Linked DNA regions of Mus musculus: region 1 is linked to region 2. A link is a loop called in an ENCODE intact Hi-C map of the cell type or tissue named here. Cell type or tissue: heart. All regions are shown on one strand. Links, peaks and the distances in the headings refer to the core of each region. The heading gives the core; the rest is flanking DNA.

The links. Hi-C counts contacts between places; a loop is a spot of excess contacts. Peaks named below come from ENCODE experiments on the same cell type or tissue, not always from the same donor. Only the 100,000 strongest peaks of a DNase experiment are listed, where the experiment ranks them.
Region 1: it touches region 2 in a loop (2.3-fold over the local background); 3 of 42 quality-filtered maps call a loop at or near these places.

The regions. Positions count from the first base shown.
Region 1 is chr1:186,630,362-186,634,775 of GRCm38, forward strand. Tgfb2 (transforming growth factor, beta 2) reads right to left here. Exons shown (of 7, transcript NM_009367.4): 3 at 2,317-2,449; 4 at 2,097-2,207; 5 at 249-426. Among named protein-coding and RNA genes, the nearest start is that of Gm26169, 44 kb to the right of the region's middle. In heart, for the core only: no CTCF peak of the experiment used is centred there; no DNase peak of the experiment used is centred there; H3K27ac peaks cover 653 bases.
Region 2 is chr1:186,702,410-186,708,400 of GRCm38, forward strand. It overlaps Tgfb2 (transforming growth factor, beta 2), which reads right to left and starts at 3,580. Exons shown (of 7, transcript NM_009367.4): 1 at 2,020-3,580. The coding sequence starts at 2,365. It overlaps Gm35655 (a long non-coding RNA gene), which reads left to right. Exons shown (of 2, transcript XR_373811.4): 1 at 1-822; 2 at 1,118-1,394. In heart, for the core only: CTCF peaks have their summits at 2,108 and 3,103; DNase peaks (open chromatin) are centred at 2,132, 3,032 and 3,672; H3K4me3 peaks cover 2,500 bases; H3K27ac peaks cover 2,500 bases.

The DNA.
Region 1 (4,414 bases), core at 1,081-3,580, 73 kb before region 2:
GGACAGAAAGGAGGAGATGGAGGAGGGAAATCATGTACTATAATTACATTTTAATAAAAATAAATAAATAAAATATTTTTAGAAAGCCCTGGGGAAGAATGTTCTTACAAGAGCCAAAAGCTCGACCGTCCTCTACACCTGGCCGTAAGCAGTGACTTCAGCTCAGGTCAATAATGTACGGAAGAGAAAGCAAAGGCAAGGCGAGAGCCAGCAGACTCAGACACGGGTTTTTATTTTCACTCCTTTACCTAAAGCAGTAGGCAGCATCCAAAGCGCGCTTCTTCCGCCGGCTGGACTGTTGTGACTCCAGTCTGTAGGAGGGCAACAACATTAGCAGGAGATGTGGGGTCTTCCCACTGGTTTTTTTCCTAGTGGACTTTATAGTTTTCTGATCACCACTGGCATATGTAGAGGTGCCATCAATACCTTGAAAAAATGCATTTGGGTAATAAACATTTAGCTTTACCTTTATCAAACATAAGCAGCAATATTTTTATAATATAGTCCCTCCACCCCTGTATATGGTCACAAACGGCAGCGACGACTACCACAGCCTCATTAACTGGCTACCACCATTCCCCACAGCAGCAGATATGGCACAACGGGCTGCCCACAAATGACAAGGAACACATCTAAATGGGCCTCTTGTCCAAAGGTGGTGCTGTGTTGAAGACAGGACTGCTACTGGGAAAAGTCACTACACAAGAAGTCTTTGACCTATGGTCCAAGGGCAAGCTAGGCAGTTTATTTTAGTCCATCTTCAGTGTGGGCTGTGTGCGAGCTCTCAGCAACAGAACACACGGCCATAGAGCATGCCTTGTCGCCCGCTGGTTCCCTCTCTTCCTGAGACTGCTCTACTCAGAAGACTTCCCTAATGAGCATAAACTGAGGCTTAGCTGAACGGCCATGGACTGGGTTTAGGTGAAACAGGAGTCACCCTTACCTAATGCTATTTTGGGAAGCTGTGCAGAAAGAGCTTTTTCATTTATTTTATGGCATCCTCCACACTTTTCTGATTCCATCTGAGATTTAGAAATCCGAGCTCCCCACAGCATGCTCGAGAGGCTGCCAGTTTAAGCATTTAATCTCCACTCAGGAGAATCGTGGCTGGTCTAGAGACCGAAATAAATCTCTACACCTCTGGGAGTGTTTTTCCATGACCAAGGGGGCACTGAGGATTTTTAAAGTGGATGGAGGTCCCAGGTGGGGTCATGAGGGGACGTAGGCAGATGCCACAGCAGTGTGTGGGCAGGGACTTCTCTTTCACCTCGCCAACCAACAACTCACTGCCTAATAAGCCAAGTGACTTGGACCCTCAGCATCTTTATTCACTCTGGGTTTTGATGAGTTCAACTTAAAGATGAGCAGGGGAAATAGAGGTCTCAGTCTGTGCTTCTAGCTGCTACAGAAATCTGGAAGGGAAGGCACTCGCAATGACGGGTACAAGCTAGCTAAAGGCAGTATGTCCCCACACCTAGAGGGTGAGTTACAGAAGCTGAGGAGTGAGGCAACACTCTTCTTGAGTGAAATGTATTTGTTGATGCTTGAAGTTTTGCTTAGAAATGAATTCTCTGGAATCCTTGCTGCCTACTCATCTCGGCAGATGGCAAGTTGATTCGCTTAAGTGAAGAAAAACAGACTTAACTGGCTGCTAGTTCACAGGGTTAACTAGCTAGGTTCATCACTAGGTATGAAGCAGTGAAAAATTGGAGTCTATTCTTTTCTCCCAACCCTTCCTCCTTAAAAGAAAATGCCGTTATTTTATTTCTTAACTATGTATGTGCGTTGGTGTGTGCACTTGAGTACAGGTGCCACAGGAAGTCAGAAGTCAGCAGATTGCCCTGGAGCAGGCGCTGTAAGCAGTTTTGAGCTCTCTGGTGTGGGTTCTAGGAACTAAACTCCGATCTTAACCATTGAGCCATTTCTTCAGGCCCGCTTTCTGCTTTCTTCTATCCACTGCTAAGGAAATCATTGCTCAAATAAATGAGAGTTCCCACACCTCACCAAACAACACGATTTTCACAAGCAAATTGACTTTATCACACTTCTCCCCTACCCTGAAGAGATTCTCACAGTAACAACCAAGCTTCAGTTACCTGCAAATCTCGCCTCGAGCTCTTCGCTTTTATTCGGGATGATGTAATTATTAGACGGCACGAAGGTACAGCAGGGGCAGTGTAAACTTATTTTAAACCCCAGGTTCCTGTCTGGAAAACATTAAGTTAGGGAGTCATTTGTACGCATGTCTATGTCTGAGAACAGTTCACAAGCTGTGGGGGCCACATTTAGGGAGAGAGAAAGAAGGTTCTTTGTAACCTTTGTGGTGAAGCCACTCCTGCACAGCGTCTGTCACGTCGAAGGAGAGCCATTCACCCTCCGCTCTGGTTTTCACAACCTTGCTATCGATGTAGCGCTGGGTGGGAGATGTTAAGTCTTTGGATTTAAGGATCTAGAGAGAAAAAAAGAGCAGGAAAAAGCACTCAGCTGGCTGCATGACCAAACCCTAACCACTCGTGTTATTCTGAGTCATTATCGATACTGGGCTCTGAGTCTGGACTCGTGCACTGTCATCCCGACAACCATGTCATGTGCATGAGAACATAACACCAGGTCTTTGCTTTGTAAACTATAACTACTCAATTCATGGTGTGTTCTGATAAAGATGACATCCATAAAGACAACCATAAAGTCTGACATCAGAAGAAAAGTGACAACCATTATTTTACTTTGCTGACAGAAGCTCTCTGAGAACCCACCATTTTATGCTATGAAGTCTGTGACTTTGTTTTGTGAACTAAACTATGACCCTGAGTCTCCCAGGGCGCTAGCGAATCCAAAGTCCACTGCAGTGGATTGTCTTTCAGTAGTGCATAGGGGCTCAGAGCACAGTATTTTATACATGTCTTCCTAGTACTCAATCTAATTTTGAGGGTGTTTCATACTTGGTCCCTCTAGTAAATCCATAAGCTTCTTCAGGTCATGGGGCCATGCCACCAACTTGACATCATTTCAAAGTGTAGTACTCTACTGCGTCAACAACTACTCTAGACACCTGGTAGCTATCTATATCCATTCCCTGGTAAACAATAAAACCAAAACACGTTACCTTCCAACTAGTTGGTTGTGCATTTCCCCCCACAGCCACAATTTGTTTCGGGTAACATGGGAATAAATGCTTCCAGAATATTTGGGGTTAGTGTAGATTCAACCCCAGAATTGATAAAGTATGGTGAAGAAAGTAGCAAGAGCTGGGGCAGTAGCTTACAGGGGGAGGGCTTACCTAGCATCCACAAGGCCCTGAGTTAGAGCCCCAACATACCAAAAGAAGAAAAGAAGGAAGGATGGAGGGAGGGGAGGAGGAAGGAGGGAGGGAGGGAGGGAAGGATGGAGGGAAGATTAAGAAGGGAGGAGGGAGAAACAAAGAAAGAAGGAAAGAGGAAGGAAGGAAGGAAGGAAGGAAGGAAGGAAGGGAGGGAGGGAGGGAGGGAGGGAGGGAGGGAGGGAGGGAGAAAGGAAGGAAGGAAGGAAGGAAGGAGAAAAAAATCTATAAAGGGAAATAAAGCAATAAAGAAGAGGGGAGGGAAGGATGGAGAAGAGAAGAAAAAATTAGAAAGAAGGGAAGGGAAGGAAAGAGGGAGAGGAAGGGAAAGAAAGGGCAGGGAAGAAAGAAACCCCATCTATACATTTATGTGCTCGGGTGTCCTCGTGAACTTTAGACAAACTCGCCCTCCAGGCTTGCCCCCATGGACGAACCAACTAAGGGGAAGAATGTGGGGCAATCACGATCCTGCAATAGGCAAGAGGTTCTTTTTACCAGTTAAAGAAAATGAATGCCTGTGACTTGAAGGCTGAGTACAATGGGCTCTGGGCTTAACACACACTACTTAGTTTAATTTAATCCTCCAAAGATTCCTGTAAAGTAGATTAAGCAAATGGAAAATCAGAAAGGATTCAAAGCCCTCCCCACCCTAGAGCCATTTTCCCACTTTGTTATGACAGTCAGAGTGGAACTGTGGGGTCACGACCCTTTTTCATAAAGTAGAAAGAATTCAATAATCAAGCAAAAAAATCTTCGAACAAGATCATAATAAATCTTGATGCTGCAGAATGCATATGTAGTGGAGGCTGACATAAATAATGAAGACACAGCGTAGCATCCGTTGAGTCTCTAGGGATAAGAGCCTGTCTTGGATGATTAAGATACAACTTATCCAACTAAGAATAAAGGGCAAAATGTGTGCAGTATGGAATAAGAAGGACAAAACCATAGAGGAAAGACTTCACCCGCTCGCCCCCCTTGTTGGACAACAGTTCAGAGTATGACCAGAATGCACCGTTCTGCTTTGAATTTTTCTCCTAGTAGGTTTCCTGTATTAGTGTATCGTCATATGGTAATTTGCATCTTTTCTGTGCT
Region 2 (5,991 bases), core at 1,577-4,076:
CATCCATTGGACTGAAGCACTTCCCCTGGTGGCCTGCTCCCTGCACACCTATGCAATGTGAGATTGGATCTTTGTCCTCTTTGCAGACTTCCTGACAGCTAATCTGAGCTTTGGCATGTAAACACCGAAGAAGGAGTTATTCAGCCCCGGATCACATGCCTGTCTGTCAGCCCAAACATCTGCAGAATCAACACACGTATGTGGGAGAAAACTAACTGAGTCAAGCCGTCCCTCAGCCCCAGTGGCTCTGGACTAATTACAATGAACTCCCTTCCCTAGCATCACTGTGGCTCCACCCCAGATAGAAATCCTTATTTCCCAGGAGCAATAAACAGGGCGGACTGTACGCATCCACTGTAGTGGATAGGGCCGTAACTATAATAATAAAACCGTCCTGCTGGCCAGGGTTCCCTGCATCTGTTACGGCACTAAACAACAAGAGAACACTACAGGGTAAGAGAAGTGACCAGAAAGAGTGTGGTTAGACACATGGGTAGACCAACGCTCTGAGGGCACCAAGTGCAAGACGCGGCAAGTCAGACAGCTATGGCTCGTCAAACTAAAAATAAATATTAGGAGAGAAAAGCACCTCCCTGCAATTCTGACTTCTGGGATAAAATTACCAAGATGGCTGCGTTATCTATTTAGGCAAGACACAGAGACTTCACAAAGGCAGCCAGCAAGGATATAGGGCATGAAAGGGGAGGAGAGAACAGAGCAGCCAATGAGAAGTTTACGACAGGGACTTGGAACACAGGGATGCTGAAGTTTTTTTTTTTTCTCTTTCTTTTAGTGTTTCTTCCTGGTGCTTAACCCTCTCAGGTATCACTCAGTGCTGTTGCTGCTGCAAAATTCTCTCTCTCTCTCTCTCTCTCTCTCTCTCTCTCTCTCTCTCTCTCCCTCCCTCCCTCCCTCCCTCCCTCCCCACCCCCTTTTTAAAGAACTCTGAAACAAATCTACACTAACTGTACTCTCCCCTTCCCCCACAAGGCTCCACAATAAATCGCTGCTACTGTATGCCAGCTGTTTCTGAAGCTATTGCTCCCAGCGAAACGGGGAAATATATATATATATATATTTTTTTTTAAATAGCTGTCTTTCCCATCTTCGATTTCAGAACACACAGAAGACCCTGCTGCTTGTGAAAGTGCCGGGACACAGAGTTCAAGGTTGAAAAAGATCATGGAGAATCCCCCTAAGAAAAAACGACCTGCTCCCAGGCTAGCGAGGACTACCTAGAAAAAACGGGAAGTGAAACCTAGTTGAGCCCAGTTAGAACCTTATTTATTCTTTCTAACTGTCCACGTGAGGTCAAAAGGGGACTTGGCAATGCGGCTCTGCAAGAAGACTGAGAGTAAAAACACCCAGAGAGAGCAATAAATGACCCCCCGGAGGATTTAAGGGTTTTGAGTGACCCCCACCCCGTGCGCCCGAAATCCAGCTTGGTGTTGCTGATGCTGACATTCTTAGGGGAGTGAGAGACAATAGCAAAGGTTTGGGGAGTCCCCAGATAGGTCAGCAGGGAAGGGGGGCGCCTTTGAGAAGGCTAGTTTGGAAGCACTTTTTTTAACTCTTTGTGTACCAGTTGGAGGACACCCCCACCCCCACTGCATGCCAACCCGGCAAAGAAAACAAAGTCTACCTTGGTCTCTTAGCATAAGTCATCCCGGGAAGCGCTTTTCTTTTGACAGAAGGGAGCTGATTTGCTAGTTGGTAGACCAGGGGAGAGGAGAAATGCAAACATCTTTTAAAAGGTCTGGGGCATTTGTGGGTAGGGAGTTATGGAGAAATAAATAAATAAAACAGAAGTTGAAGGTTTGCAAGCCTGTGGATCCCTCTCCATCCCACGACTGGAAAGGCAGTGGAAGGGACGAAGGACAGAACGGAAACGAAGCGATCAGGACCCGGGGACTGGGAGAGGAAAGGGCGAACGCCTAAGGCTGCTGTGGATCTGAGGAGCTCCGGGCCAACCTTAGACTCGGGGATGGAAAAGTCGAAAACCACGGAAACTGTACTTACTTTCGGAGGGGAGGTGGGACGGCATGTCGATTTTATAAACCTCCTTGGCGTAGTACTCCTCGTCGCTCCGCTCGCGCTCGCAGGCGGCTGCCCTCCGGCTTGCCTTCTCCTGCAGTAAGTCCCTGGTACTGTTGTAGATGGAAATCACCTCCGGGGGGACCTCATCCGGCTCCGGATAGTCTTCCGGGGGGCTGGTGAGCTTCAGCTTGCTCAGGATCTGCCCGCGGATGGCCTCGATCCTCTTGCGCATAAACTGATCCATGTCGAGGGTGCTGCAGGTAGACAGACTGAGCGCCACCGGGACCAGATGCAGGAGCAAAAAGGTGCTCAGCACACAGTAGTGCATGTTTTTAAAAGGAAGAAACGTTGATGTTGTTATTTAAAGTAAGAAAAAATATATATAAAAAAGAAACTAGTAATTCTCAGAGCGGTCAGGTAGAGTTGTTTTTAATACGAAACTTTTGCAAAGCAGTCGAAAGTTAATGCCCAATAGAAAAACGTCCCTGGCTGGGATTCCTTTAAAAAAGAAAATGCAACGCGTTCCCAACGTGGAGATATTAATATGCGATGCTGGGGCGGGGTGGGGGGGGAATCTCTCACTTTAAGGAGTAAGAAAGGTTTGTTTTTTTTTTCTCCTGGAAGGGAGAGGGTGAGTGGCTCTGAAGTAGAAATAAACTTAAGAGGAAGAAATGGAGTTCAGTGTGTCAGGCTCGGTGCGGAGTGGCTGATCTGAACTCCGATCCTCCGGCCAAAAGGGACGAGACGAGAAGGTCCGGGGGCTGGCAGGAGGCACGCAGGGCCGCGGGGAGCGCTGAGCGGCGGCCGGGGCTGCGCCGGGCTCTAACTGAGAAGTTCAAAGACCGAGCGGCTCGGCCCTGCCTTCCACACGTGTGTGGATGAGTGTGCGTGTGGATGTGTGCGCGTGTGCGCGCGTGCGTGCGCGCGCGCCGAGGGCGAGCCTGGCGAGCCGCGGGGAGGCAGATGCGCCCCGGAGCGGCTCACTCGGAGACTCGGTGGGATACTGTCCGCCCCGGAGATCCACAGAGGCCGGAGCAGGCGGCGAGGATCCCGCTCCTGCCGGCCGCGCTGTGGCCTACACCCGGCTGGGTCGCTCCACGTTGCAGCCGCCGCTGCTGCCTGCAAAGAGGGCCAGCCTCCAGCTCGGTCCTTCAGATCCTCCTTTTCTTGCTCCAGGCGGCCAAGGGCGACAGCGATCGGCCACCTCCTTAACCCCTGTGGAACAACACCGCCTCCTGGGCGCGTTGGCTGCGGGCTGCCCCGGGACTCGCACCCTTCCCTAGCTTCTCCTAGCTTCCACCAAGGTTGCACTTTCTCGCTTAGGGTAAGTAGGTACTTGCGACCCTAAAATAGACCTCTGCCGATCCTTCTCTCCGCAGATGGGTTGCTCCAGAATGGCTCTTTAAACCCTAATACTTCTCTCCATCCCTGACGCCTGCCCCAGAGCTCAGCTCTCAGCGCCTTCTCTCTTTCTCTCCCACTCGCTCTCCTGCCGGCAGTTTCAGCAGCTCTGCTCCGAGCAAACCTGCTGCCAGCAGATAACATCACGATTCTGCCCGGAGCAGAGTTTTATATGTGCTCCCCAAACCACGTGTTTGCCTTCAACAAAGTGACGCGCTAGGATTACAGTCAGAAGTCCTCTGTTACTAAGACCACGAGCTCTGGACCATTGGAGGGGGTGTGGAAAAGGGGGACGGCCAGTAAGGGAGGGCGACTGGCATGAGGAATTTGCAGTAGTCACTGTCTGTGATCACCAAGGGTCTGTGTGTGGAGGGGCAGGCAGCTAAGCATCCCGTTTCTACATGGTGGGGATCACTCATTCGCAGCTTCCCTGAGTCCCTCCTGTGTTGAGTGCGTGCCCATGCATGTACAGGCGTGTACACACACACACACACACACACACACACACACACACACACACACACACACACACACACACTGTGCTCCATGGAGCTCCAGCCCAGCCCTGAAGACATGCCTTCCAATCTGAGACTGCTGACCTAACTCTTGAGTTCTCCGGGATTCCACAGGTTGTTTTTCATTAGCCTGTTTACAATCCAGCCCTGTTTGCCTGTGAACCAGCAGAATACAGAAGTGTCCCTTTCACCCAATGCATGCTCTGTATCACTGCTTTGAATAAAGGAACTGTTGCCTTCTTTATGTGAGCCCCTGCTCATGTGGCTTTCTCCTCAGCCTTCCTAGACAAGGATGACCCACCATCTTCTGCCTGTCGCAGCATTATCTAAGACACCTGGGTTTTAAATGTTTGCTGTCTCCTGTCACACAGTATCATAACTTGACATTTTCTACTTCAACTTGCTCAAACTGGTTGGATAACAGAATCTTTCTTCCCACTGGTCTTTCCCCTTTAGTCAAAGTCAACATTTCAATCTTAGTGATGACTCTGTGGCCACGATGACTACACAGGTTGTTAAAGCTGGAAACTGTTGAGAATTCCCCCAGGTTAAGACCTCAGTATCATTTTCCTAGTTCAAAAGGATCAAACCTTTAGGGATGCATACATGTGTATGTGTGTGTGTGTGTGGGGGGGGTTATATTCTTACTAGAGGGAGCTGTAATGATATGTAATGATATAGCTGGCATACATTATATACAGCAATGAACATTATTATTTGTATTTCACAGACAGGGAGACTGAGGCCATAGGAAGTGAGGTCTGTTGTTGCAGAAAACAGGAAGGGGTGGGTCTGGGTTTTGCAGAGAGAGCCCGCCCACCTCCTGGGTTCTTTCCCACCATGTACTTGGAAGAAGTATAAGGTCCCAGAACATGTGACAAGCAGGGATCCGGGGGTTCCGTAAGTGTGGGAGCTGCAGAATAATCTACTGCCCTCTTACAGAATCAAGACCCCCCCACAGTCATGTTCTATGTTCTAAGATTCCTGCAGAAAACTCTCTCTTGAATTATCATCTCCCCACCCACCTTGAACACAAAATTCTTCTACTCCACTGGCCCTGAGGAACACCCTGGCATGAATGAATTGTTCCAACACGCACCTAAATGATTCTAAAAACCTCCATTATTGGCAGACTTCTTCCTTCAAGGTCAGCCCCAGGCAGACGGGTTCGACCACCACCACCTTACGATTCTCTAAGCTGAAACAGAACTGATCAAGAACTCCTGCCTGTGGGCTGATGGTCCCATCAGCTGGAGTCTCCCAGTGAGTCCCATTCTGATCCAGCTGTACAGAGAAGACACAGAGCAGGAGCTAGAGCTACCGAGGGCCAACGTCACAAGTTTGTGGGGATGCTTTCGGGAAAATCTGTTGAGCACATAGGTAGGGTGTTCTCGGCAGCCACTGAGCCTTTTACTGGGTGCTGAGACTGCCTGGGGAACAGCCATAGGTACATCAGAGGATGAGCTGACATGGCTGAGGATATGAGTGGGCAGAGCAGAGCAGTAGCAATCCCCCTGTACTTCATGTGGGAAAGTCGGTACTCCATCCATGCAGGCGGGCGCCCCTCTCAGGATCGGTACCCACACTCCTGTGCATGATAGTAGCTGAGAACTTAGAGCTCTCTACCCCTTAGGCCTGAGGCCAGACCTCTTCCTAAAAGGCTCCTTTAGTTTTCTCCCCAAAGCCCAGGCAGGAGTTGACAGACACATCTTCTCTGTCTCTCGGTGTGACTGAGCACAGTGACTGAATTCAGCAGGAGAGGAGCCTCTCTTGTCTCACGGGAGAGCAGTTCTCCAGAGCGGATCTTGGTTGTCATAAATGAATCCTGTCTTCGGCAACACTAAGGCTTCTGCCATCTCCATATTCAGGAAACAAAACCACCATATTTAAGGATCATAAGTGCTCAGAGCGCTACGCAATAAGGTAAGAGAGCACATTACATACACAGTCTTTACTACCCCAGTGGTAAGGGGGACTGGACCACGCTGTAGTTCAAAGTCCTGCACTGTGGCTTTATGAACCTAAGGAAGTTATTCAG